Regions from separate parts of the Mus musculus genome. Here regions 1 and 3 are each linked to region 2. A link is a loop called in an ENCODE intact Hi-C map of the cell type or tissue named here. Cell type or tissue: left cerebral cortex. All regions are shown on one strand. Each heading gives the region's core, and the rest is flanking DNA. Links, peaks and the distances in the headings are about the cores only. Region 1 has its middle 220 kb from the start of Gm40261. Region 2 holds the start of Fzd1 (frizzled class receptor 1). Region 3 has its middle 210 kb from the start of Gm40261.

Region 1 (10,548 bases), core at 1,378-9,377, 260 kb after region 2:
ATCATCTTTAGCACTTCATATTTTTTGTTCATTTTTGTTTGTTTGTTTGTTTGGTTGGTTGGTTGGTGGTTGGTGTTTGGTGGTTGGTTGGTTGGTGTTTGGTGGTTGGTTGGTTGGTTGGTGGTTGGTGGTTGGTTGGTTGGTTGGTTGGTTTGTTGGTTGGTTGGTAGTTGGTTGGTTGGTTGGTGGTTGGTTGGTTGGTTGGTGGTTGGTTGGTTGGTGGTTAGTTGGTTGGTTGGTTGGTTGGTTGGTGGTTGGTTGGTTGGTTGGTGGTTGGTTGGTTGGTTGGTTTTTGAGACAGGCTCTGACTATGTCTCTCAAGCTAGCTTCACACTGAATCTCATCCTCCTTAGCCTTCCACATGCTGAGATCACAGGTGTGTCCCACCTCATCCTAGGAATCTGGTAGTGTCTCTGCTAAACGCAATGGTGCCTCAAGGATGGCACAGAGAGTAAAGCAGAATTCAAACCCAGGCTCTCTGGCTACAGCCATCCTGTATGTTGAACCTGTGTAAAGAACAAGATAAAACTGGGTGGGACTAAGTACTAATGACAGTCATGAGAACTTGCCTAAGATGGCCCCAAGACAGACAGACAGACAGACAGACAGACAGACAGACACACACACACCATTTTAACTGAGCAGGGGGAAACTAAGCACTCTTCTAGAGCACAAATGTGATTGGTCAGAGTCCGTAGCTCTAACAGCATCGAGTGACAGAGTTCTATTTGCTAGAGGTGGTGTTCCAAGCACATTGCAGGCTTCCTCACAGCAAAACACCGCATTTGCATTTATAAGTTCAGTAAAAATGAGTCATCCAGGGGAGGGAAAATCAGCAAAAGGCAAACAAGCACTTCTCTGGTGACCTAGTTTGATCCAGAGATAAAAATCTAACATTCTCAGTGAAATAAAAGAGCTGCATACCTTCTAGCATCTATCAGAAAATGATTTCTCATAGGAACTTCTGGGCAAATGCTGGATAATGGATGACTTGAGCCTAGAACAAGGGAAGCCAGAGTCCTGCTAATTAAAAGGAAATCTAGGAGCTGTTGAAATAATCAGGCAAAGAGTGGGGAGAAAGAGTATCCCCTGGGGACTGTAGGGGTCTACCCAGAGCCTCTGCTGAACCCGGATTTCACATCTAGAAATGAATGAATCTAGAAGAAAGTTCCAATTTTCAAAGCTAATTAAAGTAACAGTTCTTTTCAAAGTTAGAGATCATGAATTCATATCTGTAAAAGCCAAAGTGTTGAAAGAAAGAAAGAAAGAAAGAAAGGAAGGAAGAAAGAAAGGAAGGAAGAAAGAAGGAAAGAAAGAAAGAAAGAGAAAGAAAGAAAGGAAGGAAGGAAGGAAGGAAGGAAGGAAGGAAGACAAGGATAAATGGAAGGAAAGGGGAAAGGAGAGGAAAGGAAAGGAAAGGAAAGGAAAGGAAAGGAAAGGAAAGGAAAGGAAAGGAAAGGAAAGGAAAGGAAAGGAAAGGAAAGTCTGGACCAACCAGGCAAAGCCAGGCTAAAACATAGAAGGTGGCCTGAGGTCTCAGCATGTTGTACAACTTCACAGAAACCAAGATGCAGGTAGACAGCCCCTCTGGCATTATTCGCTTTAACTGCAGTATTGACTATACTGTAGCTTCTTCCACTGTAGAAAGTACCAAAGAAAAGCTCTGCAGTCACACGTTATAAGATGGCTGGTTTAATTTTCTAAATCCCCTCATTTAACTTATCCCTGTCATCTGTCCCACCCACTTCTTCCTTAGCCTCCAAGTCAATAAAATCCTAACAACATCATGTGCCAAGCCCAAGTGCAGTTTTCAACCACCTTGTACACAAGGGTGCTCACCTACTCTTTCTTCTTAGCATTCCCTAGGCTTGCTCCAGGCTACGCACATAATTTTGCTGATGAATGTCTCCTGCTGTTCTTAAAAACAAGATTTATTTGCTCTCCGTGCAAATGGCTGTAAATCCAGACCAGCCTCATCCCTGTCTTCAGGTGGACCTCATCAGTTGTAGGCATCTTATCAGCAAGAAACAGCTTCTCCTAATGGCTTGATAAATATTCTGGCCTCCCCAGAATCAGTTATCGGGAGATTCAAATCATGGTCAGTACTTATAGCAGCTATTACCACAGACTTAGTGCCGGTAACCCTTTGTACTTATCTCTGTAACCAGAGAGGCTGAAAAGCTCCTTTTATGTCTCCACTCCTGGTCACTAAAAGCTGAGTTCATTCAAAATTCCCTCCTGCCTACAGAGCTCAGAGTCCTGCAATAAAAACTGAAGAAGAGATTTGAGCGAATATTATATAAACGTCTCCCTCCGGTCCACCTCCCCACCTCCAACCCTGCTAAATTTGGCACAAGGCAAAGGAATGTAAGTCTTAAGCGGAAGGGCAAAGGGACATAGAAACAAACTTCACTGCCTTTGTATTTGTTCAGCAGAAGACAAAGGGTTTTAGGGCAAATCAGCTCCACCCCCCACCCCCCTATGCATCTTGGTTTTAATGAAATTGATCTACTGAGCCTGAAATATGAAGAATGAGGGCCTGGGATTTATGAAATTTCTCCGTGGAAATCAAGTGCTTCTTTTCCTTCATGGCCTTACCGACATACCTTTGATGAAAGTAATTATAAAATCTCAATTACTGGGAAGAATGAGAGGAGCTGGGCATTAACCCCTCATGGCCCTTCACAGAAACTGGGCATCGTGCGATCCATAACAAAGACCCAGGAATGCTTTCCAAAATAAGTGACAGCAGAATGCAAGGCAACCTGGTGCCTCTTGAAGAAATCTCAAAGGACTCTAAAACTCCCAGGCAGGCCCCTTGAAAAGCAGGGAGGCACAGACACTCTCAAGAGACCCTAAGATGCTGCCATTTGTCTCATTACAGCTTTCCAGTCACTCAGCCTCTCTGTGCAGGGGGGAAGCTGTGCTCTTTGGAATGTCAGCCTCATGCTGGGTTTTAGTAGAACTTGGAGTTCTGGAGTTCTGGCTTCCGTGCTCCCTGATGATCTTCACATGAAGGTTTTTGGCATTGGGAAAGAATGCGCACCTCTCTCACTGAAAAGATCCTTGGCATTCGGCATGAGTAAGGGACTTTCTCAATGCCACAATCACTTACATGCTAGAGCCTACATAAGCTGCAACTATATGCTCAGCCTGCAACATTTCAACTCTGCCACCAAAGGCCTGAGTGTGGGATGGGACTCAGCAATGAAGAAAAGAGGTGTGTTGCTCTTCGGTGGCGATTTCCAAGGCATCACGGCTTCTAATCCAGGCAGAACTTTGATTCCTATGCCTGGATTTGATTTTTAAAATTCACTTTTTTAAACAAACTGAAAAGAATTCCCAAATTCTGTATTATGTATAAAAATAGCCTTTTCACGGTTATTCTTTTCTTTCCACATGGGTCGTGCTCTTTTTATAGCAAGAAGTTGCATCTTGCTGGTGTCTTGTCACTCTGTGGCTGACCTGTCCCAGCAAACTGTCAGTGTGAGGCAGCCTTTACTAAAAGCCTCAGTGGTATGGCAAGGGGATGAGATAGGTAAGGACTGTAGTAGAGACCTGGGCGCACTGGGTGGTGGCCTCCAGGCAAAGCCTGCAAAACTCTGCATCAACTCATCCACTGTGAACGGAGGCCAAGAGTCTGCCCTACCTGATTAGTCTGTAGCCTGCAGTGACTGTTTTGGGCAATAAGTGGGCGAGAGACTTGAATTGGACCTCAAAACACTGAAAGCCATGATAAATGTTTCCTTTAATTCTCTTGAAGGAGATAAGGGAGAAAGGGCCATATTCTGGCCATGGCAGAACCACTGCAGCTGTGGTCTCAACTCAGCTGTGGCTGCCTACAGTGAGTTCATAACAAGACTGGGCCTGCCAATAGTCAATTATGGAAGAGAGAGAGAGAAAGAGAGAGAGAGAGAGAGACAGACAGACAGACAGACAGACAGAGACAGACAGACAGACAGACAGAGACAGACAGACTGAGAGACAGAGAGAGACAGAGAGAGAGAGACAGAGACAGAGAGACAGAGAGAGAGACAGAGAGAGAGAGACAGAGACACAGAGAGAGAGAGAGAGACAGAGAGAGAGAGAGTCGCAGGGGAGAGGTTCCCAGATGAAACCGCTTCCCAATGAACTACTCCTAGCTTACTCTGGAGCACATCAGCATCAGACTCCGGTGGATGGTTCTAAATCCTGGTTAAATTCAGCAGGCCTATAAACAAAGCAAAACAAAACAACAACAAAACCCTCATGAATATAGGAATGTGCCTTGAGGGAAGGTATGGAAGAGGTATAAAGATGGAATGGAGATGAGAAATAAGAAAAGGTAAGAGGGTATAGTAATTGGAATATGCTTTATATGTGTATGAAGTTGTCAAAGAGCAAATTCAATAGTTTTTTTAATCAACTCTCCAGGAGGAAAAAGGTTAAATTCCTCTCAAGTACTTTTTTCCTGTAGTGGGAAAGCTTGTTAAAGCTATGACCTCACAGCTGACAATTGCCTAACTGTGGAACAGCATCAATAGCAAAAAAAAAAAGGTTTTCCTGTGTTTGTTTGCTCAGCACCTTTGAGTGCCACATTGATGAGAGGAAACTGTTCAGCGTGTCTTTCAGCTCCTAAGGTCTTGCCCAGAGTCCTGGATTCCTCTCTCATTCACAGAGATTAAACGCGCAGATAGAGTACATAGGGTCCCACATTCCCAGTCCTTCTGAGGCTACGGAGAAGGAGTTCTTCATTATGACTATTGTATTAGGTTTCATCTGCTCATGTCCTGGTCCTACCGACAAGGCTCAGCCTGCCTCGTTGCTCTTCTCTGAAGCTTTTCCTCACATCTTACAAAACCTCCTCTTACACACCGAGGAACTAACAAAGGAGCGTGTCTTAACTCGGTAAACATCCCCCATCCCGCCCCCTCTCCTGTCTCCAAGCTTCTTCCGACATTCAGACTCTCATCCCCAAGCGAAGAATTTCCCCATAAATATTTTATAACTTCCTAAGTCCATAGACTACCTCGGTCCAGCTTTATTATTATATCTCATTTCTTATCTGGCACAAAGTTTTCCTCCTTGAAACGTATTCCTCTTGTGTGGCCCTGTGTCCGTTTGTCGGTTGCCAGAAGACAGCATGCTGGAACAGAAAGCTCCCGGGCAGTGTATGTCAGCCAGGCTTTGGGGTTTTTGTTGTTCATTTCCTTCTCTGGGTCGCCCCTGTGCGCCTTTGTGGGGACTGTCGAGCCTTGGCACAAACCGCAGCTCCTGAATGGGACATTCTTCCAACAGACAGTGTGTTCCCAGCTTGCCCAGCAAGAGCTTCCTTGGCAGCCTGGCAAGGACACCATTGAAGACAAGGCAGCCCAGGGCGACCTCCACAATGACTGTGGCTCTGACTCAGTCGTGAAGTATTTGCTGTCAGTGGTGCATAAAAAAGGCAGGGCTTCACAAGATGGCTTTTCTTTTTTCTTTTCTTTTCTTTTCTTTTCTTTTCTTTTCTTTTCTTTTCTTTTCTTTTCTTTTTGTTTGTTTGTTTTGTTTTTCGAGACAGGGTTTCTCTGACCCACAAAGATGGCTTTACAGGTAGCCAAATTATTCACCCACCTGGGCGATGAGGAAACAAAGCCAAGTGAAAAAATTAGGTTTAAATACCATAGGCCAGTGCTGCCCCTATGTTTGAACAGGTAGCAAAAAGCCTAGCAAAAAGCCTGAAGCTATTTTTTTAATTTGTTTATTCACTTTACATCCTAATATAACCGCTCCCCTCTCCTCCCAGTACCCTCTCACATAAATCCTTCCCCTATTCCCTCCCCTTCTCCTTTGAGAAGGGGTTGCTCCCCTTGGTGTCCCCCTCCCTGCAGCACATCCGCTCTTTGCAGGAGCATCCTCTCCCACTGAGGCCAGACAAGGCAGCACAGCTTGGGGAACAGGATCCACAGGCAAGCAACAGATTCAAGAACAGCTCCCTGCGTCTGTCATTGCGGGACCTGCATAAAGACCAAGCTGCACATGTTATATTATGTGCCAGCACCTAGTTCCAGCCCATGCGAGCCTGAGGTTATCTTAAAAGAAAAAGTCTGAATAGCTGAAGGTCAGGGGCGTGGTGAGGGTTGGGGTTGTAACTCTTGGGCCTAGATGGGAGGACCTTCAGCTGGTCCGGTCGTCTCTGCTCCCCAGTGTCTGGATGTGACCCCTGCTCACTTCTTAGGATTATTTGTAAGAGACCAGTTCTGACAAGGTAGGAATCAACACGAGTCGAACTGGAAAGTTCTCTTCAGCTTCACTCTTGGACTGGGTGTGGGATGAACAAATTCACATTCTCTGAAAGCGGGAGACCAAGACAGATGACCGGCTTCCAGGAACATCCCCTTTGGACCTTATTGTTCTCTGGGACCTAGGGGGCTGGTGGGGGTGCGGATGGAAGCTGGACCTTGTGGGGAAGATGGTGTTCTTTTACATTTCTGAGCCCTACCAAATATTCTCTTTGTAGCTAAGTAGTTTGTGATAGTATCTTCCCTCACACTTGCCACTACCATGCCTGTCCTACTTAAGAGTTCAGCTCTCTCCTGCTCCAGGGAAAGTTCTTTTTCTTCCCCTGTAAAAAGTGAGAAGTCTCTAAAGATTTCGGACTTTTGCTTTCCAAAAGCCAAAACTTTTAAAGTACAGTGCTGGGGAAATGGAATGAGTCTGTGAGTAGAAAACACATAAAGAAGGGTTTTTCCTGTTTGCTGTGTAACAATTTCTTCTAAGAGTAACCAGGAAATGAAGTATCCCATGGAAATAAAAAACTCAAAAGGTTCAGAAGAGCCTGAAACTGACCATATTTGCTAGGCCTCTCCATCCCAAGCATGGGTTAACTGCAAAGACTCCCAAGTGGCATTCTCAGACACGCTGAGCTTCCTGGAAGAGGCAGAAACTGAGCCCCATGGAAAGGGTACTCTCCACCTGTTGAACTGCCTTCAGTTTATACAGTATGCTCCAGGTTTCCCACTCTTGTGAGCTGTCACACGCTGTGGTGGGATTTAGACACATAGCTGTTTCCTTTCCTGTAAGTAACCTTTACCCATATCCCTTTAAATAGTCCCGATAAAACTCACTTGTTCACCAAATTGCACACCAGTGGCATCTGCACTTTGCTCTGTCATTTGTTCCCTAGAGGGTGAGTTGACGTCTATTGACATCTTCTTTGCAATCGTGTCATACAACACGGTTTCTAAAGACAGAGAAATATCTTGACTGGCTGCAGATGAGCCGAACACTGGGTCAGCACTCCTGGGAAGGCTGTAGAGTCATCCATGGGAGAGACTCTGAGGTGGTCTGAGAATATACTGGACTCCAACTCACCATCACTCAGACACCAAACACCTAGAGTCAGTTGAAGACTTCCTGTGATGAGAGTGCGCTTTTGAAACATTTGCATGCAGAATGTCTGCTCCACCCACAGAGTTCAACACCAAGGTTAAACTCTAAAGACAGGAAATGGAGAGGAAAAGGAGGAGAGGAGTGTTGGGGGATTGACTTGTGCTTACACAGGGATTCGAAGGTCTGGGGTAGGTCTCTGCCAACAGTTGGTTTACTGATAAAGAGCCAGTGGCCAATGGCTGGGCAGGGTGAAAGAGGAGGCACTTTTAGTTTTCCCTGGTGAGAGACCTAGAGGAAGAAGGCATTTGGCCATGAGAGAGACATAGGACAGACCATGCCATGAAGGAGCAGGAGATGAGACAGCCGAAATGTAGGTGCAAAGGGAAAGCGGCACCCATGGGAGGGCTGCTCAGAAGGAACAGGGCAACAAAGATAAAATATAGATTTAGGAAATGTTAACTCAGAAATACCACAGGGGAGTGTGTGCTAGCCACAGGGAGGTTTGGAAGTGCCCAGCCATTTAGCTTGTTAGGAATATTAAAATAAAGTGTATGTGTGTGTGTGTGTGTGTGTGTGTGTGTGTGTGTGCATGTGTGTCTGAGTGTCCGTGTGTGTATCTGTGTGTGTGTGTGTGTGTGTGTGTGTGTGTGTCTGTGTGTGTGTGTGACTGTCTGGGTCTGTGTGTCTGAGTCTGTGTGTCTGTGTTTGTGTCTCTGTGTGTGTATGTCTTTTCATTCTCCCATCCAGAGCTCTTGGGTGGGTGCAAAGCCTTGTGCACCCACCAGGAGTGCAGAGCTGATTAACTTTTACAGCTAAAGAGTTGGGGATGGGGCTCAAAATGGGAAAAGTAAACAAGAAAAAGTTTAAGATTCATTTTTACTTTCCTAGGTGATAGACTAATTGACCAAATTGTTGGTTTGAACCATGTAAATTTGCTGCTATTCAAATATCTGTTTGTCCACATAAAAAAAATGGCCATTTCATAAGTTTCAGCAATTAAGGAATAGTTAGTTTCTCTACTTGCAGATGGTGACCTGGTCAGAACCCTGGGGAAACTGCCTGTCAAAGGGTTTCCCTCTGTGAGGGACCCTCATGTAAACTCTTGCTGTTCCCTGACATACACGGAGCATCTCCTGAGGGCATTGTTATTACTTCTGACAGAGGAAAATCAAAATAGGGTGTGAAAGAGAGTTAGGTGGCTACAAGCTGGGAGCAGGAAGGATTACAAGTTAAAACACAAATCTACTTGGCAGCCTCTTGTCTTCTCTTTGGGAGGCTTGGCTTCCCTAAACAGGGTGCATTTGCCTGTCTTTGTTTCCCATCATCAAATGCATCCTTGTGTTTGTCAGCATATCTCTGAACAGCAATGAAGAGTAAACTAACAACCGGTCCCTCTGCATCAGCAAGAGCAGGGAAATGAGCTCCGATCGTTGATGTCAAGGGAAGGGAAGGCTGTGACTTCTAATGTGCTAAAGAGAGAGCCACTTAAAAAGATTTACAAGTCTGAACTGAATCTACACCCACGGGATCCCTAGGAGAGGGCAAAGAAAGAACACATCTCCAAAGTAGAACCTAAATCTGAACTGGGGGCAAAGGGATTCCATTTTTTTCCCTTGGGAATGTTTTCCTTTGATGGTCAACCCAACTTTATAACCACTGACTATGTAGTCTGTGCTTAGTCCTACGGTCACAGCTGGTTTCTGAGTTCTCTGTGTTTCGGGGAAACTTTATGTTGCAGAGTAAGATTCTTCCTTGGATAGTTCAAACACCAGTGTTTGTATTCTTATTGGATGCAAGGCACTGCCTTGAAAGATAATGTATAGAGTATAATCTTGAGGGCGGGAGGCTGCAGAGGTGGCTTAGTGGTTAAGAACAGATACTGTTCCTGCAGAACACGAACACACACTGTTTACGTGGGGAAATGTTCAGCTACTGGGATCCATGTGGTACAGCTCACAGTCGCTTGTAACTCCAGTTCCTGGGATATCTGATGCCTCTAGCCCCTGCCAGAACCTGTATTCATGCACGTGCATATGCACACACACACACACACACACACACACACACACACACACATACACACACACACACACACACACACACGCACGCACGCACGCACGCACACGCACACACACACACACACACATACACATACACACACACACATACACACACACACACACACACACACACACACACACGCATGCACGCACGCACGCACACACAGAGTAAAAGAAACCTTTTTTAAAAAGAAAATACAACCTTGGGTTTAAGATGCTTATATCTGGTCGGCAGTCATGTGGTAGTGAGTGGGCATGGATCTGACCTATCTCAAAGGTCTTAGCACATTTTATGTTCTCGTCTAGACTGCCAAATTCTTTATGAGTAGAATTTGTGCTACTTTTATTTCAAGTCTCTCATGAAGGGATGCCTAGAGCCATGCTCAGCACATTTTCGTGAAGACATATATAAATGACCAATGCTTGAGCTGAATTCTCAGATATGGGCGATAGTGACAAAGCTTGATAGATAGTTGAACAGTACCTGCCCTACACTGTGTTTCTGCTCACAGCCATTTGCTTCTCTCCTAGCCAGTCTCTGGCAAGCATCTACAGTCAAGGTCACAACTTGTGTTTTTGTCCATCCTTCATTGAGACCTCTCTAACCCAAAGCCCATGCACTGCAGAGATGTTGGGAAGCACGGGCATTCCATTTTCTGCCCTTTCCTTACACTCTGAAGACTGCGGGAATTTACCACTTGCTTTTCTGTTAAGAATATTCTCTTTAAAACAGTTGTGACTTCCTTATTACTGCCAATTTCCCAGGTGATCACTTCATTTTCTTCTCTTCCTATGGTATGATTTGTTCATGTTTGAATGTTATCTGACTTGTAAAATGGCTGTCTATTCAGGAAGAATGTCACATAGTACCCAAATTAGATTTAACATTGGGAGTTGCATCAAGTCAAGAGTTAGAGTTCTAGCAACGTATCCCAGGATCTCAGTTGTGATTTCTCTGAAAGTAAACTGAGAGGCTTTTTATAGGCAATGATTAGGAGGTTGGTCTTAGGCATCATGAAGAAGGAACTAGGACATACCTTAGTGTGCTGGGCTTCTAGAGCACCAGGATCCACACTGGCTAGCTTTGATAACCGTGGGTCTCTTTCTCACAGTCTTGGAGCTCGAATCTCTTGACCAT
Region 2 (10,548 bases), core at 1,115-9,114:
GGGTAAACACTGTGACAATCTCCTTTGTTTTATCTTAATTTTATTAACAGGCCTCAGATGCATGTAGTGGGTTTTAACTATCAAATTCAGGCATCTTTTTCTGCCTTCCCTGACTTTTTAACCTTAATAATCACTATTCTATGTTTAGGTCAAGTTTGTTTGCTTGTTTGTTTATGAGAAATAGCATACTGTACTGGAAAAAATCTCTCTTTCTAAGCTGTTTTAAGGGAAACTGTGTGTGTATTTATGTTTAAAGAAGGGACTTTCAAACAGTTATCAATTGAAATTCTGAGTGTGAATGATTGCAAGAAGCCTCTTATCAATGTTAAAAACATTTGTGTAAATATAAATAAAAAAATGATCTTTTAGAATTACTGCAAAAGTATACAGGTGGTTTTGGGAACTGGGAAGATGGCTCTGTCAATAAAGTGCTTTTTCCAGACAAGCACCTTGACTGATATCCACACCAAAAGCCAACATGTCTGTCTCTAATCCCAGTTTTAGGAAAGCTGAGACATGGGGACCTCTGGAGTTCACTGGGTGAATCATTGTGCTCCAGGCAGAGTGAGAGATCCTGTCTCAAAAAAAGAAAAACAGAGAGTTAGGAAAGAGGGTAATCAGCATGTTGCTGCTGGCCTCTGCTTGCTAATGCACACACTCCACACACCCTCCCATGTACACAGGCACACACTCACACACACACACACACACACTCACACACACTCACACACACACTCACTCACACACTCACACATACACACTCACACACACACTCACTCATACACACTCACACACTCACACACACACTCTCACACACACACTCACACACACATTCACACACACACACACACACTCTCACACACACACACACTCACACACACACAAACACACTCTTACACACACACACACACACACACACACACACACACACACACACACACACTGTCCACACAGAGGGATACAAATGTCTTAGTAGATACTTATTAGTTATGCAGCGGGGTGTAATGGCAGATGCCTGATATCCCATCACTAAGAAGGCTGAACAGCGAGATCATGAGTTCCAGGTCAGCCTGGTCTCTCTCTATAGAAAAATTTGTCAAAGTAAAACAACAACAAAAGGCAAAGGGGCCATCTGCAGAAATTTTGGGGGGTTGGAAATCAACAAGAAATGAGATCGGATTCTACTGTGAAAAGTTAAGTACATTTAAGCCTAGTGCATCTCTTGAAAGCGACTAAAGAGGACTCTTGGTGTTGCTGCCCCGAAGCAGGAGGAGAGGTCTTTACTTCTGGCAGCTCCTTAAGCTCAGCATGCTTGCTCAGGATCCAAAGCACAATGGGGCACTTTTCCTCCTCCTCCTCCTGACATCCCAGGATCCAGAAGAGTGTAAGCAGATGCAGCTTTATAATACACTAGGCCGGTTCCAGCTTTTCTCAAACTGTATACTATAGAGCATCAACGACAAGCACAATATTGATATGATTGATCTTTCTCTGTGAATGTATGTGTGCGTGCATGCATGCATGCATGCATGAGTGTGTGGGTGTGTTTTCTACAAGTGCATGCATGCATGTGTATGTGTGATGTGTGTGTGTGTAAAATGACAGATGAGACAAAGTTTAAAATGAGATTCTTTTCCCTTTAATTTAGCATTTCTTGTAGACTTTAGACTACCATAAATCTCCACTGAGGATATAGAGTGTGGTGTGTTTTCAAATTTCTTTGAACAAACTTATTTTACAGAATACCCTTTGGGAAGATCATGTATTACACAGAAGACAGCTTGGAAAATTCTGGTCTAACTCAACAGTGAATCTCTGGTGTTTCACTGACACATGTATCCTGATATGGAAACTATGTTAAAGACTAAAAATTCACCATGATCTGCACATAGAAACTGTGTTTTCCTAGGTGATTTTTAGGAGTGGGTGTGTTCACAGACTGTACTCAGTGAGAACTATGACCTTGGTAGGATTCCAAGCCTCCTGTGTACTTAGTATCTTTCAGAATTTAAAATAGTTAAATTCTATGAGACTTAGACTCATCTGTTAAAAAGGGCTAATGATTAATAGCCTCAACAGAAAAGAGTTTAAGCAACACAATGCAGGTAAATCAATGGCAAAAAAGCATCCAAAATAAAACCTCAGAAGTATAGTCTTAATCCATGATGTAGTTTCTGTTATCCAAGAGAGGTCATCCAAGCCTGTCACCCAAAAGCAACAACAAAACAAATCCTTAAACATGAGTCCCCTGAGTGGTCTCCAAGCTTGAGTCCTCACGTAGGAAACTGTATGCAACCGAACCCAGATCTCAACCACTAGTAACTTACTGTCCTCATTCAAGTGGCATAATCATTTGACAACTTTCATACTATTTAAGAAAGTTCTGATAAAAACATTTTGCTTTGGAATAAAAAGAATATTTTAGCTGATTCTGATGCTTGACAAATCAATAAGCAATAGTAAGGAGAAATCAAATTATGTTTATTATTTTATGTTGGATAAATTGAGTTGTGTTACTACCAAGTGGATAACAGTTCATACTAACTTAGTAAATACTTTTTTTTATTTGTTTGTTTTTCAAGATAGAGTTTCTCCTTGTAACCCTGGCTGTCTTGCAACTCTCTCTGAAGACCAGGCTGGCTTCAAACTCACAGAGATCCACCTGCCTCTGCCTCCTGAGTGCTAGGATTAAAGGTGCGCACCACCACTACCTGGCTTAATTTAATAACTTTTAATCTGTGAATCTCAAGGTTTTACACATCCTCAGAAAATGATGTCTTAGATACAGTGCTCAGGTTTCTTCTCTGATTATTCTTCCTCCTGCTGCCTATAACACCACCCCAATGGACTTTTTTGATAATGTGAGTTGGTGCTGGTGGTCATGGTGCACCACTTACTGGTTGATTGTTTTCTTTAAGTGTTTAATATATTTATTTTACTTTAGTAACATTTTCTGTGTCACATCTGCTTAATAAATGAAATGCTGTATTGGCACAACAAATAAAGAGGAAATCTACTTTAATGGACTTAATATTGAAAGACAACTGTCAGAAAATGATTTCTTTTCAAATTTTACATGGTCTTTTCAATGTGATCTATTTAGGGAAAGAATCTATAGGAAACTGGCTTTAAAAATAATGCCAAGAATTATAGTTACATGAAACACTACAGCAACTGATGAAACCCAAGCCAAACAAGCCATGAACCCGAAGCATGCATCTCCCTTAATGTATCTAAACCTAGTGCTCTCCATTTTGAGCTGGAGAAAAACCTAGTTTCTAGATGGTATGTTTGGCTTGATGGCAGCCTCGGGTTCCAGGTATAATAAGAACTGCCTGTTTTCCCTGCCGAGAAAAAGCCTTGCTTGCCATTCTCAGCCTCCTTTCTAGCAAATCTCATCACTAGGTGGGAGATGAAAGTTCTGAAAATTCATTAGGACAGCTTCTGAAACAGAACGAAGTTCCTCACTCTGAAGCAGAACCGAGCCTTCTATACCATTCTGTCCTTTGCCCTGTCCCTTTGAGGAGAAGGTGAGGCTGACATTGGTGGTAAATGCTCGGTGATGCTTCTTGGATGTTAATACATTAGAATAAATCCACTTCTCACCTAGCATGGTCAGCTAAAGGACCTTCAGAGAATGACGCTTGAGACACATAAGTCTTTATAAGAGATGTCTAAGAAGAGAGAGGTGGCTTAGTAAAGAGCCTAAGAGATGAATAAATATCAGCGTGGACGGTGTGACACGTTGTCCCTGGGAGCCTATGGACAGCAGGATGCTATTGGGAAGGTAAGATGAACAATTAGTATGAGTGTTCAAAAAACCCCAGAGAGGATCTCACCTCCTGTCTACCATCAAAATGTGTCACGAGTTACATTCAGCGCAGCACAGTAACAAATATTTGTTACTCGATTGTAGTTACTACCTGTTGGTCTTAAAAACTGCTAGTAATTAATTTTTTTTCTTCAAAAATACTTTAAAGCAAGCTAGACATAGTGGTGTGTACCTGAGGTCCCAGCTACTCAAAAGGTTGAGGCAGGGGGACAGTAATGTTTACACGAAGACTCAAAACACGCTTTACCGTGAACATTACAGCTTCTATGAACATTAAAAAATATAATGATAATGTATCTAGGAGACAAGTACCTGCCATTCTGATTTAATAGGTATTGGTATGACTGCAGGTTCCCTCGGACACCAACGAGCTTCACGGGGCCTGCCCGGATGTAGACAAGCCTCATCTTGAGTGGTGATCTGTACAGTGTATCGGAATGTTGATGTTTCTCCACGCGAGCCTGAGTCCTGCTCCCTCTTTCAGTCGCCCTGGAACCACTTCCCGCTTCTGTGGGGGAAAGCCACCTGCACTAGCTATCTATTGTTTGAACAGTTTGGTTCATGATATTTTGTACCAGCTAAAGAGCCCTTTCTTTCCTGTCATGACCAGGGCATGTTCTCCTTGCCTGCCCCTCAGAAACTTGAGGGGTTTGTTTGTTTGTTGCCTTTTTGTTTTGTTTTCTGTTTTGTGCTTTTCTCTTTTGCATTTTGCATCTATTTCTCCGATGACCCCTCCCATTCCTCATCTCCCGTGTTAGCAGGTCATTTACTTCCCTTGCGTCCCTTTTGAGAATGGGTGGGCACTGCCATCACTGGTGACGTTCCTGTGCCCACTGTACTATGCCCTCCTTTAAATATGTGCCAGGGCTTCCTCTGTGCTCCCTACCTCCTGAGACAGTGCTCACTGTATCATGGATGCTTGGTAAATATCTAATGAAAAGTGAATCTGTATAAAAGAAGATAGAAAATAATTCGGGAACAGTCTCGTGAGATAATATCTAATGAAAAGTGAATCTGTATAAAAGAAGATAGAAAATAATTCGGGAACAGTCTCGTGAGATAAGTCTAATCGAAGGGGGGGGGGACTCTTGATAGAATTAATAAAACATAATAGCACTTTATTGATAAATCCGACTCACACAAGTTCTTGAAAATAAACTTGCAAGAACAAGCATGTGTGTCTGCTGAGGTTGATTATCCTGGTTTGAGTCGACTGACTGACTGTGCTTGGTCTTTCAGACTCACTTTGGTCATGTGTTTTGTCCTTCAAACTAATAGCTTCAGCTTTGACTACTTCCACTGAGGAGGAACTTAAATGACCCAGGCCTCAGAAGTTCCCAACAGACCCTGCAGGGTCCCCAGTGTTTAGAAGCGGCCCTCAAATGGTCCCAGATTGATCCTCCTGTCTGGATGTATGGCTCCCGTGTCTCACGCTGGAGCACCCAATGCGTTGGTTCTCAAGCCGGTTTTCCTCCAGCATTTAATGAATAGCTTCTGTTTTCCTTTACTTCTGTTTCTGATACCATTAAAGAGAAGGGGGAAAGTTTGACTACACGACGCATACTACTCACAGGAGCATCTGGGTTTACAATTTACATCCCACCAAACTTTGCGTTTTGCTTTCATTTGACAGCGATCGGGGGAAATGGCGCGTCCAAAGTCCACCAAGGCCAGTCTGTGAGCTCCACGGTTTATTGGAGTCATAGTTTAAACAAAACCTCGACAGACTTAAATTCAAAGGAAACCCGACTCTCAAGTCAGGGGCACGCAATCAGAACGCAGCACTCAAAGTAGCAGTCTGTGACCAGAGAGTCGAGGGTAGGATTATAAAATATGAAGACAGATAAAAAGCAAGACAGAGCTAAATCCCCGCGGCCAGCCGACTCCTATTCATTATCTCCTGCCGCATATGGGACCATTCTCTTACTTGTCCTCGCCCTTTCTTCTGCAAAAGCAAAAGCGACCTAGCCTGTCCGGCTTCATAGCTACTCTTTGTGCCGGAGCGGAGTCTCTGCCACCGCCACCACTACTTCCTCCACCTCCTCCGGTCTGCTGCGGGCTCCAGTCCGGGCTCGGAGGGAAAGGGCTCCCTTTGCGCTGTGAAGCGGGTGCTGCGATTGGGCGACGGTCCCTGAGCCGCCAGCTCCGCGTCGGTTTCAAGGCTCCTCCCTCCCGGTGAAAGACAGACTGGGGGGCGCCTAGAAACCCGTTGGAGGGCGCGCGAGGGAGAGCAGAGGCTGCGAGTTGAGGGATTGACACAAATGGTCAGGCGGCGGCGGAGAAGGAGGAGGCGGAGGCGCAGGGGGGACCCAGGGCGGCTAGGCTGCCGAGAGTTGGGCGCTCCTCTGCCCGGCTGCGACCACTAACGCGGCGCCGCCTGACAAGAGCCACAGCCTGCCGCGGGCCAGGGAAGAGGGACGCGACCCCGGCGCGCCTGGACCACTCTTGCTCTCCTCGCCGCCCGCGCTTCATGAACCGCAAGTTTCCGCGGCGGCGGCGGCGGCTGCGGGACGCGGAGCAGAATCCCGGGGAGCGGGCAGAGAGCGGCCGCACCCCGACGGAGGGCACGGGCGACCAGCTCTCCCGGATCACAGTGGGAGCCACCACCCGCCGCGCCGCTGCCCGTCCCAGTCAATCCGCGCCGAGGAGGGAGCCGAAAAAGTATGGCTGAGGAGGCGGCGCCTAGCGAGTCCCGGGCCGCCGGCCGGCTGAGCTTGGAACTTTGTGCCGAAGCACTCCCGGGCCGGCGGGAGGAGGTGGGGCACGAGGACACGGCCAGCCACCGCCGCCCCCGGGCTGATCCCCGGCGTTGGGCTAGCGGGCTGCTGCTGCTGCTTTGGTTGCTGGAGGCTCCTCTGCTTTTGGGGGTCCGAGCGCAGGCGGCGGGCCAGGTATCCGGGCCGGGCCAGCAAGCCCCGCCGCCGCCCCAGCCCCAGCAGAGCGGGCAGCAGTACAACGGCGAACGGGGCATCTCCATCCCGGACCACGGCTACTGCCAGCCCATCTCCATCCCGCTGTGCACGGACATCGCGTACAACCAGACCATCATGCCCAACCTGCTGGGCCACACGAATCAGGAGGACGCCGGTCTGGAGGTGCACCAGTTCTACCCTCTGGTGAAGGTGCAGTGCTCCGCCGAGCTCAAGTTCTTCCTGTGCTCCATGTACGCGCCTGTGTGCACCGTACTGGAGCAGGCGCTACCGCCCTGCCGCTCCCTGTGCGAGCGCGCACGCCAGGGCTGCGAGGCGCTCATGAACAAGTTCGGCTTCCAGTGGCCAGACACACTCAAGTGCGAGAAGTTCCCGGTGCACGGCGCAGGAGAGCTGTGCGTGGGCCAGAACACGTCCGACAAAGGCACCCCAACTCCCTCCTTGCTACCAGAGTTCTGGACCAGTAATCCGCAGCACGGCGGCGGTGGTTACCGCGGCGGCTACCCGGGGGGTGCCGGGACGGTGGAGCGGGGAAAGTTCTCCTGCCCGCGCGCCCTCAGGGTGCCCTCCTACCTCAACTACCACTTTCTGGGGGAGAAGGACTGCGGCGCACCCTGCGAACCCACCAAGGTTTACGGGCTCATGTACTTCGGGCCAGAGGAGCTGCGCTTCTCGCGCACCTGGATAGGCATCTGGTCCGTGCTGTGCTGCGCCTCCACGCTCTTCACGGTGCTCACGTACCTAGTGGACATGCGGCGCTTCAGCTACCCGGAACGGCCCATCATTTTCCTGTCCGGCTGTTACACAGCGGTGGCGGTGGCCTACATCGCTGGCTTTCTGTTGGAGGACCGGGTGGTGTGCAACGACAAGTTTGCAGAGGACGGGGCGCGCACGGTGGCGCAGGGCACTAAGAAAGAAGGCTGCACTATACTCTTTATGATGCTCTACTTCTTCAGCATGGCCAGCTCCATCTGGTGGGTGATCCTGTCCCTCACCTGGTTCCTGGCAGCCGGCATGAAGTGGGGCCACGAAGCCATCGAGGCCAACTCACAGTATTTCCATTTAGCCGCCTGGGCTGTGCCAGCCATCAAAACTATAACCATCTTGGCGTTGGGCCAGGTGGATGGCGACGTACTGAGCGGAGTGTGTTTTGTGGGGCTCAACAACGTGGACGCACTGCGTGGCTTTGTGCTGGCGCCTCTCTTCGTTTATCTGTTCATTGGCACTTCTTTCCTGCTGGCCGGTTTCGTGTCACTCTTCCGCATCCGCACCATCATGAAGCATGACGGCACCAAGACAGAGAAGCTGGAGAAGCTCATGGTGCGCATCGGAGTCTTCAGTGTCCTCTACACTGTGCCGGCCACCATCGTCATCGCCTGCTACTTCTATGAACAGGCCTTTCGGGACCAGTGGGAGCGCAGCTGGGTGGCCCAGAGCTGCAAGAGTTATGCCATCCCTTGCCCTCACCTCCAGGGAGGTGGAGGAGTCCCACCACACCCGCCCATGAGCCCAGACTTTACAGTCTTCATGATCAAGTATCTCATGACGCTGATTGTGGGCATCACATCGGGCTTCTGGATCTGGTCCGGCAAGACACTGAATTCCTGGAGGAAGTTCTACACGAGGCTTACCAACAGCAAACAGGGGGAGACTACCGTCTGAAACCCAGACTCTTACCTTACCCTTTTTTGGCCTGATCCTAGCCATCGCCTGGAAGCTGGCCCCAAGGAATTCCTGCCAAGCCTGGCCACTCCAGGCTTCCTCGCCAGCCACTGACTTTTGCAGGCCCCTTTCCCAACAAACAGCACAGGTTCTGCAAAAGCTTCCGTCCCTGGGGTAAAGGAACGAGAGGGCCCAACTGATCGAGGTGTATGTGTATGTGCGTGTGGACCGATCTCTCTAGCCCTCTCTGATACCAGGATTGTACGCTTTTATGATTGTAAATAGCCTGTGTAAGATTTTTGTACGTATATTTGTATTTAAAGACTATCGAACACGCAGTTTTTTTTTCTTTTTAAAAATGTTTAATTATTTAGGGCAATTTACGTATTTGGAGCTTTTCTCACTTGCCCTTTTCTGCAGATTGCAGAGGAGGTAAAACAGAGCACACTTGACTAAGTGCTTTGCCCTGTGCCCTCATCTTTGTCAAGGGAGCATGGGCCTGCCTCTCCAGGGTCATTTCCTTCAGCATCTCCCGCCCCTCCCCTTCCTTGCTTGCAGTGGGAAATTTTAAGGTGCAGAACTCTGTAAAGCTTCCAGATCCCGAGGTGGGCCCCGCCCATTCCAGATCCTCCCCTTTTCAGCGGTAGAGTGTGGATGGCTGTCCCTGTGACTTCCTGATGCTGCTTATTTGAGATCCACCTTCCAGCTTTATTAGAGGACCCCAGTATGGGCTCTGCCAGTTGACCCAGCCTCCCTGTACCCCGGTGTCCCTTGCCCAGTGTCTTTCTCCTTGCACCTAAGTTGTTCAGAGGGAGTGCAGTAACCGACCGATAGCGAACTTTGGAGAGTCTGACTTTTTATGGATGAGCTCATTTTTACTCTCTAGTATCTGGAACTTGCTCTGGGTCTGGTCATCATCATGGAAAGAGCAGCAAGCTTTGTGGGTTGGGAGAGGCTAAAGAGAGAGGTTATAAAACATTAGTTCTAATTGCATTCTGATGTCTGGCAACCTACTTTCTTCCCCCTGTGATGCTGCCTGCTTCTAGATTTTACCCTTCTATGAAATGCAGACCTCGAGGTTGCCTGGGAAGCTTGGTGAAGGAATGGTTTACCTTCCTTAACAGGATAGTAGAACATACACAGAGTATGGAAACCTAAGGAGATTTCAGTGAAGTGGAGTTACTCCAAGTGAAACGCTGTTTTCTGGTTTTAGCCAAACTGCAATTAGATGTGTCTTTGCAATCTAAAAGTTGTACACAATCAACAATACACTTTGCTTACTCCTCAGCAGCACATTCTGAGGGAGAAACAGTCACACCCCCGCAGAAAGCCTGGTTGGACTTCCGAAGACAGAGGCGGTGGACTGACGGATGGGTGAGAGAGACAAACACGACCTAGGCATGCATGCTGAAGGGGAAGTGTGTCCATTCCTACTGCATCCCATCTTGTGTGCTCCTGTCTGGATTTACGGCAGTGTGTCAAATGTAAATCTCTCAAAGCCATTTAAAAATACTCACTTTAGTTATGGATGAAGAAGAGGAGAAAAGCAGTCCTCCTGATTGTAGTGTTTAAACCTTAAGAGTTTATCACAAATGCCGATACATACATAGGACCTAAATTTATCTATGTCTGTCATACCCTAAAATGACATTGGTTTTTGGATTTGGTATGCATTATTATTGTTATTATTGTTATTATTATTCTCACCACCATGAGATCATCTATATTTATAGAGGAATAGAAGTTTATATATATAAAATGCCATATTTTTAATTTCGCAAATAAAAAAATGAAAGTTTTGTACAAAATTACATTTTTCTGTGTGTGCCTGAAAACAATCGTCCTATCTGAACTGCCTTTACATTTTACAATGCCTCACAACCAGTCCACAATATACAAAGCTAAAAGATTCAATGGAAAAATCCACCCTTGCAAAGTGCAACCAGCCTGCCTTCTGAATGGCATGTGTAGAGTCCCATGCCAAGGCTGTTTTCATGGTAGCAGAAAATAGAATATTTTCAAACAATATTATTTTTAAAGTCTAACTCTAATTTTAACACTGAGGCTTTTTTCTTTCTTTCAGGGAATACATTTACATGACTTTTATTTGACAGAGGTTTATCT
Region 3 (10,548 bases), core at 1,300-9,299, 280 kb after region 2:
CTGTGAAGCCAGATTCTAAACTCTGCCATTACTCTTCAAGTTTCAGAGGACAATGGAACAAATTGGACAAATTAAGGATGACTGCTGTTTACCTCTGAGAACTTAGCCTAAGCCCCCAGAAACTAACTGGAGAATCAGTGGAAGAGTCCACCTGGCAAGCATCTCCAGCTGCCCCTTGCATATGCCTTTCTTTAAACATTCCTCTGGCTGCTCTCTGTTTTTGCCAGGCAGAGAAATCTGACACGGTCGCACCCCTGCCTGCTAAGCATTTTACTTTCATTGTTAACTGTATCCATTTGTCACCATGAAACATTATTATTTTAAGGTAGCAGGGAAGCAGGCCGCTTGCTCCATAATGGTGCTATAGCTCTCGTTGCCAAGAAGGAATCAAAGAAATGGACGGTGCTAATGTGGGAAATCACACCGGAGAGAAAGAAACATGCAGAGAAAGGCAGAGGCAGAGAGTGGGGGGAGGGAGGGAGAAAGATACTAAGAAACAGAAGACAGACACAGACCTGCACAAAAAAAGCTGGAATTTCCATGAAAAGATTTAGAAAAGAAGGGTATAGCTGTTGCTAGGGAGCTGGGAGGAAGAGTCCACAGATATAACATTCGCCAGATTTTTAATACAAAACTGCATGTCTTTGTTTGCGCCCTGTCTCAAATGAGGGGGCTGAGTAAGGAGGAAAATCGAGTTGAGTCCACCTTTTAAAAAGATTGTTTTCCAGATGTACTTGCAAAGTGAATTGGGGCAGCTATGTTGAAGGCACGCCTGAAGCTAAAGGGTACAGCCATGTTTCCTAAACTCCAAGGCTGTCCTGTAACAGGGAGAAACCTTCTGATGTGACACACCCATGGGGCACTGACATAACAGAGCCACTCACTTTATAACCTGTGCTGGCAGCTCAGTAGCCTTGTGGTTCTGCCAGTCAGTGTGAGCAGGAGAATCTGGTGCTATTGAAAACCCAGGATGGCTCCACAGGCTCTGCTCCAAATGAGCAAATGGATGGGAAGCAAGTGGAGCAGAATGGGAGCTGATGCTACAGCAGGATGTCTTGAATAGCAGCTGTGTGACTCAGGGGTGTGTATGTGTGAGCACACAAGTGTGTGCCTGTGTGTGTGTGTGTGTGTGCTCAAAGCCCTGCCTCCACAGTGATAACATTTCCTCTAACAAGATCACACCTCCTCCAATAAGACCACACCTCCTATTAGTGCCACTTCTCATGGGCCAAGCATATTCAAATCACCACACACATATACTATATACATATGCACACACACACACACACACACCTAAAGAAATATTTTTAGAGAAGAAAGTTTCCCCCCAGAATGATATCTTCGAAAGAAGTTTCCTGTATGAAGTCTATCTCTAGCCTGAACTTTCTCCTTCTGTCTAATACACATCCTTTTCACTCAATTAAAGTCCAACAGTTCGATGGTTAAGCAAGCCTCTACTGATAGAAGCCTCACCCTTCCTCATGCATGCAGATGTATTCAACCTGTCTGCATCCAGAAATAGTGGCTCATTCTCAGGCTGATGTCTCTTCTATGGCTCAAAATGGTTGGAGGAGGTAACTCTAACTTCTATGTAGAAAAACTAGTGACTACACCCCCAATTCATGTTCAATCTTCCTAAAATTAGAAAACAATAAGTAAACAAGAATTCAATTTGAATTTTAGATAAATAATAGATAACATTTTAACATAAATACTATACTTAGAAAAACTTATACTTCAAAATTTGGCATTGTTGATCAAGAGGTAGTTCCCAGTTGAATTTAAATTTAAAATGAATAACATGCATTTTTAATATAAATATACCTCATGCAATATTTAAGATATATTCCTTGTATTGGTAATGCTCTTCTAGAGGAGCAGAATCAGTTGGATGAATAGGTGTTAATGTGGAGATTTATTGTCCTGGGTTACATACGTTCTAGACAATCCAACTATGGCTATCTGGACATGGGAGGGGCTGAAAAACATGACAACTAGCTGTTCCATCTATGATGTTGAAAACCTCAGTAGTCTAATGTAGCACTGATGGTCTGGGAGATTTCTGGAGGGTCACTGATTTTCAGTTAATGTTGGAAGGCTACATAAGCTGGCTTCTAATGGCAGTGCAACAACAGCAGCAAGGGCAATGAAATTATCAACAAGGGGCAAAAATGGGCAAGCAAAACACAAAAGCTCTTCCCTCAAAACCCCTTTTATCTGAGCTATTACCAAAATGTGCTGCTGGCTCTGCAAGGAGGGCCTTCCCTTCTTGGTCTTTTAAGGTAGCAGGGAAGCAGGCCTATCCCTACTACAACTTCTTGCTCCTATTCCAGGGAAAATGTCAATTCTCTTGAGAACCATGAATCAACATCAATGCCTTCTGAAGAATCAACTTCCAGGTTTATCATCTATCACTGTAAATACACAGAAATACACTGTGGTGGTTTGAATATGCTTGCCCCAGGGAGTGGCACTATTTGGAGGTGTGGCCATATTGGAGGACATGTGTCATTATGGTCTTAGGCTTTAAGACCCTGGTCTTAGATGCCTAGAAGCCAGTATCCTCCTAGCAGCCTTCAGATGAAGATGTAGAACTCTCAGCTCCTCCTGCCCATGCCTGCTCAGACACTGCCATGCTCACACCTTGACGATAATGTACTGAACCTATGAACCTGTAAGCCAGCCCCAATTGAATGTTGTCCTTATAAGAGTTGCCTTGGTCTAGTATTTATTCACAGAAGTAAAACCCTAACTAAGACATCCACCCATCAAAAACTAATTAGTTAAACATTCAATTCCCCAACCAAGAGTGTTGGTATTGCATTTACATCTGGGCTGAAGCCATTTCCTTTTTGAAGCAAACTCAAAATAAATAAATAGTTGTATCTGATCTGAACTGCCAATATAGTCTCCTAAAATCCTTCCCTTGGGAGAACCTCATTATCTGCCTCATCTCAAAAGCCACATTAGTCCAAAGAATCTGAGCTTCCTGCAGCAAGGTTAGAAAGGGCAAGGCCCTATGCACCTCTAGGGGAGTTTCAGGTCTGGGAAGACCAGTTTCAGAGAAAAAGCTAAATTATAAACGTTCCTCACAAAAAGTAGTAACCCTTTCAAATGTTCTCAAGTCAGCAATTGCTGAAAACTGGGGTCAATTTTTTTCTAGCTCTATAACACACACACACACACACACACACACACACACATTGTCAGAAGTTTTGGTTTAGGATACTGTTTGTTAATCTGGAGTTTAGAGATTTGTTTTGTTTTAGATTTTTAATTCTTTTTGATGTTATTATTATTGCTGTTGTTGTTACATATTATAACTTTGATTTTGTCTCTCTACCCATTTCAAACAGATGTCATGTCTTATGAACCTAGAAGCTTTTCAAAAGAAAGAGACACACTTCCTGCTCATGTAACTGACAAAGCAGTGGTTCTCAGCCTGTGAGTGACAATCCCTTTGACAAACATCTATTTAAAAAAATACTTACAAAATTACAGTCGTGAATATGAAAAGAAAATAATCTTGTGGTTGGCGGACATCACAAGGTGAGGAAGTATATTAAAGGGTCCCAGCATTAGGAAGGCTGAGCACCACTGCCCTAGAGCATTAGAGTGACCACAGCTACACTTATTCTCAATCAGTGTGTGATAAATACATGTGCAGATGATGCATATGGGCATCCAGTGTCCACATGAAGTGATTCAACTTAGTTTTATTTAATTTTTTTTCCTTTCCTTAAAAATGTTATCTTATCTCCTGTCAGAGACCAGTTATTCTCTACTTTAAATCTCTTGCTGTGTGCATAACCCAAAGAGGGTAAACTACAAACTTCACTTGCAGCTAACTTTTAAAGAAAGATTTAATGTTTCCTTTTTATTTAATTTTGTTTATCTATTCCTCGAGAGTTTCATACATTTATAAAATATATTTTGATCATACCTATCCCCAACTCTCCCTCCAACTTCTCTCAGAAGTCCTTCACAGAGCTCCCAGCTTCATTCCTATTCCACCCACTTCTAACCAACGAAGACCCAGTCAGTGTTGCCATCCATTGGAACATGAGCAGCCTTCTAGAGGCCAAGCTCCCTCTTCTAGCAGATATCACCTGCCAGTGGCACTCAGCGAGGGGTGGGGTCTCCTGAGCTCCCTCTATTGCACGCTGGAATGTTGACTGGCTGGATCTTGCACACATCCTGTGCAGGCAGCCATAGCTGCTGTGATTTCATGAGCATAACAGCTCTGTCACTCCTAGAAGACACTATCTCACTGGGATGTAGTCTTTCCCCGTATCACCACAATGCTCCTGAGCAGGCTTGACGGGCTGTGGAATCTCAATACTCTGAGATAAACAACAGAAAATGTATCACTCATAACTGCAAAGGACAATGTGCTTCCTCCTGATGCTCTACAGAGGCTGCACTCTTGAGACAGTAAGCCAGAGCTAATGGAGGCAGAAGACTGGCAGGTTAGGTGGAATTAGATTCCTAAACTCTTGTGAGTTTCTCATTCTACATTTACTAATACTACATTTCGTGGCCCCAGGCACAGATCTGTTTTTCATAGCCTGGTATCCTGGCCCTGAGGTCATTAGGGCTGGTCCTTAGAGGCCCAGAATGAGAGCCTGTGGAAGGTGAGGAGTTAGCTGCTTCTAAGAGGGAACTGAAGTGAGACGGTGGCCTCTGCCTGTGTTGGTTGCACTTAGGAAGCCTACATTAGGACAGCTTTTAAGCAGAAACCAAAACTCTGTGTTATTAACCAAAATAAATCACTGAAAACCTTATCCTAGTTTGCTTCATGGTGGTGGAGACCTTGTTATTGTGCCTTGATCCCCACGCTGGAGACAGAACTCAGTACACTCTCCTGGCCACACTCAATAGGTCGAGATACCAGCTGTGTGCCAGAGAAGGGGGGCCACAGACTGCTACCCTACTGTGGTTCACATTGCAGTGAATCACAGGAGAATTATTTTACTCAGGAAAGAAAATGTAGATTGTGTAGGTCTGCTAATAGATTCTATCCACAACCTGGATGCATTTTGTTCTATCCACAATACAGATGTGGATGATAAAAACAGATGCTGCTTTCTATGCTGATCAAACCTAAGGGCAAAGTAACGTTTGGGGAGAAGAGGAAGGAGATGAGAAAAATAAGAGGTCACATGACAGGTACACCTCAAAGCTGCAAAAATAAGGAAGAAGACATAACACAAACCTCCTCAGCAGAGGCTGACAGGCTCTGGGAAGAGTGGCAGTCACTGATTTCATAAGATCATGTGGCACTTCGAACATTTGGAGAGGATAGGGGCAGAGTGACTCTGACTGACATATATTGTATATGTCAATTTTATAATAAGAAGAAATAGCAGAAGTGATGTAGATCAGCATACATAAGATAAACAAGAAATGAAGTCTCGGGCTGTATATAGCAAGTTGCTAGCATAATGGATACTAGAACACAGACCTTAAAATTCCATCACAACCAGAAGCACCACTGAATGAGGATTTTATGACAAACAGCTTTATAAACCCAAGGTTATATAGACTTAAGCCCCAGTTGGTCTCAGGAACAATGAGGCGATCCTCTACATCAGCTGTCTTCAGACGCGTCAGGAGGAAAACATGGCATGAGGGTGCTGACCATCAAAGATTTCTTGTTCCCATGACTCCTATCCATGGAACACTGACAAAGCCTTGGATAATGTAACTTTATTTCCCCTTCTACTCTTGCTATTTCCTAGCAGCACAAGGCAATTCATCCCATTAGAGAATGTAGAGACTAAATTCAAGAGCACACAATGCTATTTTATCTCTTGGGAACCAACCAGAAAATCTCCTTCCTGTCTCTCATAGACACCTGCGTCCTTTGAGAAAATGAAACTATCTGGTCCCTCTATGACATTCTTAGAAAATATATTAACTCTCCCATGTGCTGAAAGACAGACTGGAAAAAATAGCAACAGAAAATATTGGAACCCAGCTATGGTGAGCAGTGAGAAATAATGTCTGACCCCACTGTTAACCCCTATTCCAACACGCTCCCAGTACCCACTTAATTAAAAGCCTAGAAACCAGTCAACCAAAAGCTTGGAACCAAAGCAGCAAGTTAAGAGTGACATTAGCAACTAGAATTTCAATTTCTGCATGCCTTTGCAAAACTCAGCAGCAACTTGCATTGAATGAGCATCTAATTAGGACATCAAGCAAGATGGAATATCCACAATAGCTGCTTAGCTGGATGACAAGCAGAGCAAAGTCTATAGTCAGCATTCCAGGGAATAGAGAACATGATAGGCAGGACTTCACCCAGGGATTCTCTCAGTGGCTCCGAGCTAAGTGATCAGTCTAGCTTTTTATGGGAAACCTTCTAGTAACATCTAGTGAGTCTGGGGCCTTAACAAAGAAATGGTTCTTTGACACTTTGAATGATGTAAGGTCATCTTACAATGACCTTCAAGATGTTACTGCTACTATGTTCTGATTATTTAAACTTCCTTTAAATATCCAATCATAAATATGTAGCCAAGAAGCTAATCTGAGATCACTGGATATTACCAGAAAAACAGCCATGGGGAAGTTGGGGACTTTCAGTAACACCTCCAACACTGATTCCTTATATTGAAATATTTATTGAGTGCTGTTATAGTCTGAATATGAAATCCCACTCAGGCTCATGTACTGAATGTTTAGTCTCCAGACTCAGCACTGTTTTGGGGAGCTGGAGAAAGCAGGTCACTAGAAATATAGATTTGGATGGGATTAGGTTAGGTGGTTAGGTTACTGGTCGTGTATTCACTCTGTTTTCTGAATGCCACACCCTCCACAGCAGGATGAATTGTAATAACTTAATATATGAATATATAAAGCTGTAATTTACCTTTCACATTTGTTTATGTCAAGTATTTTCTCATAATTATAAGAAAAGGGCTAATAACGGTGCATATAATGTGCCAGGGCTTCGGTGTCCTTGTATGGTCAGCTCTATTTTTTATACTAAATGGGCAAGGCAGCTGAGCTTGTTGAAATATCATAAGCTAGGGTCATCTGGAAAGGTAAATCTTAACCAAGAAAGTACCTCTGTAGTATTGGACTTTAAGGCAAGTCTATAGGGCATGTCATGATTGATAAATGAATTGTAAGAGCCCAGCTCATTGTATAGGAAGACAGGCTGAGCAAGCCCTGGGAGCAAGACAGTAAGCAGGTCTCCTCTGTAGCTTCTGGTTCCATTCCCGTCTCCAGGTTCCTGCCCTGAGTTCCTTCCTGACTTCCTTGGATAATGGACTACAGACTATAAAATGAAACAACCCTTCCCCCCTCCCCCCAGTCTCTAATAATCATGATGTTTTATCAGAGCAACAGAAACGCTAACATAGCAGTTTGTCCAAAAATACAGTTTTAAAATTACTTTCAATGTCAAGAGAAATATGTTGATGATTATACAAAGGCACCAAGTGGGTGTTAAAATTTCATGTATTGTCATTATCTAAAATAAACTTAAAAACTTCACCTTATGGAATACTCCTCCATTGTTGGTGGGATTGCAAGCTGGTACAACCACTCTGGAAATCAGTTTGGCATTTCCTCAGAAAATTGAACATAGTACTACCTGAGGATCCAGCAATACCATTCCTGGGCATATACCGAGAAGATGCTCCAACATGTAATAAGGATACATGCTCTACTATGTCCATAGCAATCTTATTTAAAATAGCCAGAAACTGGAAAGAACCCAGATGTCCCTCAACAGAGGAATGGATACAGAAAATATGGTACATTTACACAATGGAGCACTACTCAGCTATTAAAAACAATGAATTTATGAAATTCTTAGGCAAATGGGTGGATCCTGAGTGAGGTAACCCAATCACAAAAGAACTCACATGATATGCACTCACTGATAAGTGGATATTAGCCCAGAAGCTCGGAATACCCAAAATACAATGCACAAACCACATGAAACTCAAGGAGAAGGAATACCAAAGTCTGGCTACTTTGATCCTTCTTAAAAGGGGGAAGAAAATACCCATGGAAGGAGTTACAGAGACAAAGTGTGGAGCAGAGACTGAAGGAGAGACAGCTCCACCTGGGGATCCATCTTATATACAATCACCAAACCCAGACACTATTGTGAATGCCAACAAGTGCTTGCTGACAGGAGCCTGATATAGCTGTCTCCTGAGAGGCTCTGCCAGTGCCTGACAAATGCAGAAGTGGATGCTCATAGCTGCTATCCATTGGACTGAGCACAGGGTCCCCAATGAAGGAGCTAGAGAAAGGACCCAAGGAGCTGAAGGGATTTGCAACCCCATAGGAGGAACAACAATATGAACTAACCAGTAACCCTAGAGCTCCTTGGGACTAAACCACCAACCAAAGAATACACATGGTAGGACTCATGGCTCCAGCTGCATATGTAGCAGAGGATGGCCTAGTCTGTCATCATCCTGTGAAGGCTCTATGCCCCAGTGTAGGGAATGTCAGGGTCAGAAAGAGGGAGTGGGTGGGCTGGGGAGCAGGGGGGAGGGGGAAGGGATAGGGAGTTTTTGGGGGGAAACTAGAAAAAGGGATAACATTTGAAATGTAAACAAAGAAAATATCTAATAATTTAAAAAAAAATAAAAATCAATACATGCATAGTCTAGGTAAAGCTAAGAACATCAATCCCAAAGGCAAAGAAAGTATTATTTCCCTAGTTATGGTTTAAAAAAAAAAAGAAAGAAAGAGAGAAAGAAAGAAAGAAAGAAAGAAAGAAAGAAAGAAAGAAAGAAAGGAAGGAAGGAAGAAAGGAAAAGTAGAATAATTCCAGTTTATGCCTGCCACCTAGTATACCAGCTAGGATAACATTGTCCCAAAATGTTTATTTTCAATGATGAATTATTAATAACAGTTATATTTTTAGGCCTTCATATTCACAAGAGGATACAAGGGTAATATGAGTTCCTGTCTTGAGAATGGAGAAGAGAAGGAAAGCACCATGCTGTTTGAGTTCAGCCAGTACCGAGTTCACCTACAGAGCAACAGGCAAGAAGAGGAGGAGCTTCAGAGAACTCTAGGGCAAGTGGAACTGTGTCCCAGTACCCTCCTAGTGGAGGACTATAGGAGTTTCATCTCCCGACCAGGATCCTGTCCTGGGACACGTGACCATGACAGCCCATGGAGAGGAATATGACAATCAGTCACATGGGAGGGGGGCAGCACATCCACATGCAGATGACATCCTTAACATCTCAGACCAAGCCAATTGAAAGCATCTGCCTTTAGACAACAATCCACCCCAAAATGTATGTAAAATCCAGTCCACAAGAAATAAAGGCACAACAGTTATTTCATCGGAGATCTTCTAAGAAAGTTTGTCCCATAGAGCTGTATGTAACACTTTGGGGAAGAAAATTCTCTCCTGGAGCCTTTTACTGCTGGAAGCTGCTCCAGCTTACCATGGTTGCCTCTGCTCAGTGGCCGGACCACAGGAACTCCAGAGCAGCCAGACTGGCAGCTTGCCTAGATCCGACTCCCTACCCTTACCTCCCAACCCCTGCTTGCTCCTCATGCCCCCCATCCCCTGCCAGCAGAAGAAGATCGACTCCCCCTACCCTTCGGAGAACTCAACTCTTTGGCTGACCTGGCCAACCAGAGCCCTGCAGATCTCTGCAAATAGCATCCAGTTCACAGAACTCAGGTGAGAATCCAAAATAAAGAGCCCAAAAAAAAAAAAAAAAAAGAAAGAAAAGAAAAAGAACAAACAGGCTTTTCTGAGTCAAAACTCCGGCGAGGGAACAGACCCAGCCAAACCTCATGGCAACCTAACAGGGTCTGAGATTGGGCCCAGGAATTCTGGGAAGGAAAAGTACAGCATCTCATTAAAGCGATCATGAGTCCACCTCTCCCCAGCATGGCTTGAGGTGAGTCTGCCTTTCTAGGGAAGTCCCACTCTCTGGGGTGGAGATCACTTAGCCGGCTGATTGCCTGCCTCAACTGGATTAACTCTTTTGTTTTGGGGGTATTGTAATGTTAGGGCTCTATCTGGCCAGAGATTCTATTGTCTTGAGCAGAAGGAGTTTTCTTTAATGATCCTGCAGTTCTGCTGTGCCAGGCAGGAGCCAGGCTAAGCCTCACGTTCACCCCCAGAAGGCACAGTTGCATATCATTCAGTTAGTTGTAACCTCTTGTTTCCCTTAAATGTTTATTCTTCAATACCAATAGCATTCACTTTGTGTTCCAAGTTTTATTTCAGTCAAACAAACTACATTTTTATCATCAATCTATTATATTTATTTGTGTTTTATTTATTTATTTATTTATTTATTTATTTATTTATTTGACACAAAGACTTACTATATAGTCGTAGCCCAGAACTCCCTTTGTAGGCTAAGTTGATCTCAGACTCATAGAGAGCCACCTGCCTCTTCCCACTCAGTTCTAAGTTTACAGATGTGTATCACCACTCCTGGCATAGAATGTCTTTTATACACTCATGTATCACATGAAATATCTGACATTATTATAGATGCTATTACAAACTCAAAAGCTCAGTGTTAAAGACAAAAGTGT

The links. Peaks named below come from ENCODE experiments on the same cell type or tissue, not always from the same donor. Only the 100,000 strongest peaks of a DNase experiment are listed, where the experiment ranks them.
Region 1: a loop joins it to region 2, with 2.9 times the contacts of the local background. A loop is called at or near these places in 8 of 42 quality-filtered maps.
Region 3: it touches region 2 in a loop (2.0-fold over the local background); 8 of 42 quality-filtered maps call a loop at or near these places.

What each region holds. Positions count from the first base shown.
Region 1 is chr5:4,491,035-4,501,582 of GRCm38, reverse strand. No RefSeq gene overlaps it. Among named protein-coding and RNA genes, the nearest start is that of Gm40261, 220 kb to the right of the region's middle. In left cerebral cortex, for the core only: no CTCF peak of the experiment used is centred there; DNase peaks (open chromatin) are centred at 4,892 and 5,244.
Region 2 is chr5:4,753,528-4,764,075 of GRCm38, reverse strand. It overlaps Fzd1 (frizzled class receptor 1), which reads left to right and starts at 5,860. Exons shown (of 1, transcript NM_021457.3): 1 at 5,860-10,237. The coding sequence starts at 6,496. The coding sequence ends at 8,424. In left cerebral cortex, for the core only: a CTCF peak has its summit at 5,958; DNase peaks (open chromatin) are centred at 6,538, 7,018, 7,623, 7,840 and 1 more place; H3K4me3 peaks cover 3,271 bases; H3K27ac peaks cover 1,326 bases.
Region 3 is chr5:4,474,768-4,485,315 of GRCm38, reverse strand. No RefSeq gene overlaps it. Among named protein-coding and RNA genes, the nearest start is that of Gm40261, 210 kb to the right of the region's middle. In left cerebral cortex, for the core only: no CTCF peak of the experiment used is centred there; a DNase peak (open chromatin) is centred at 6,187.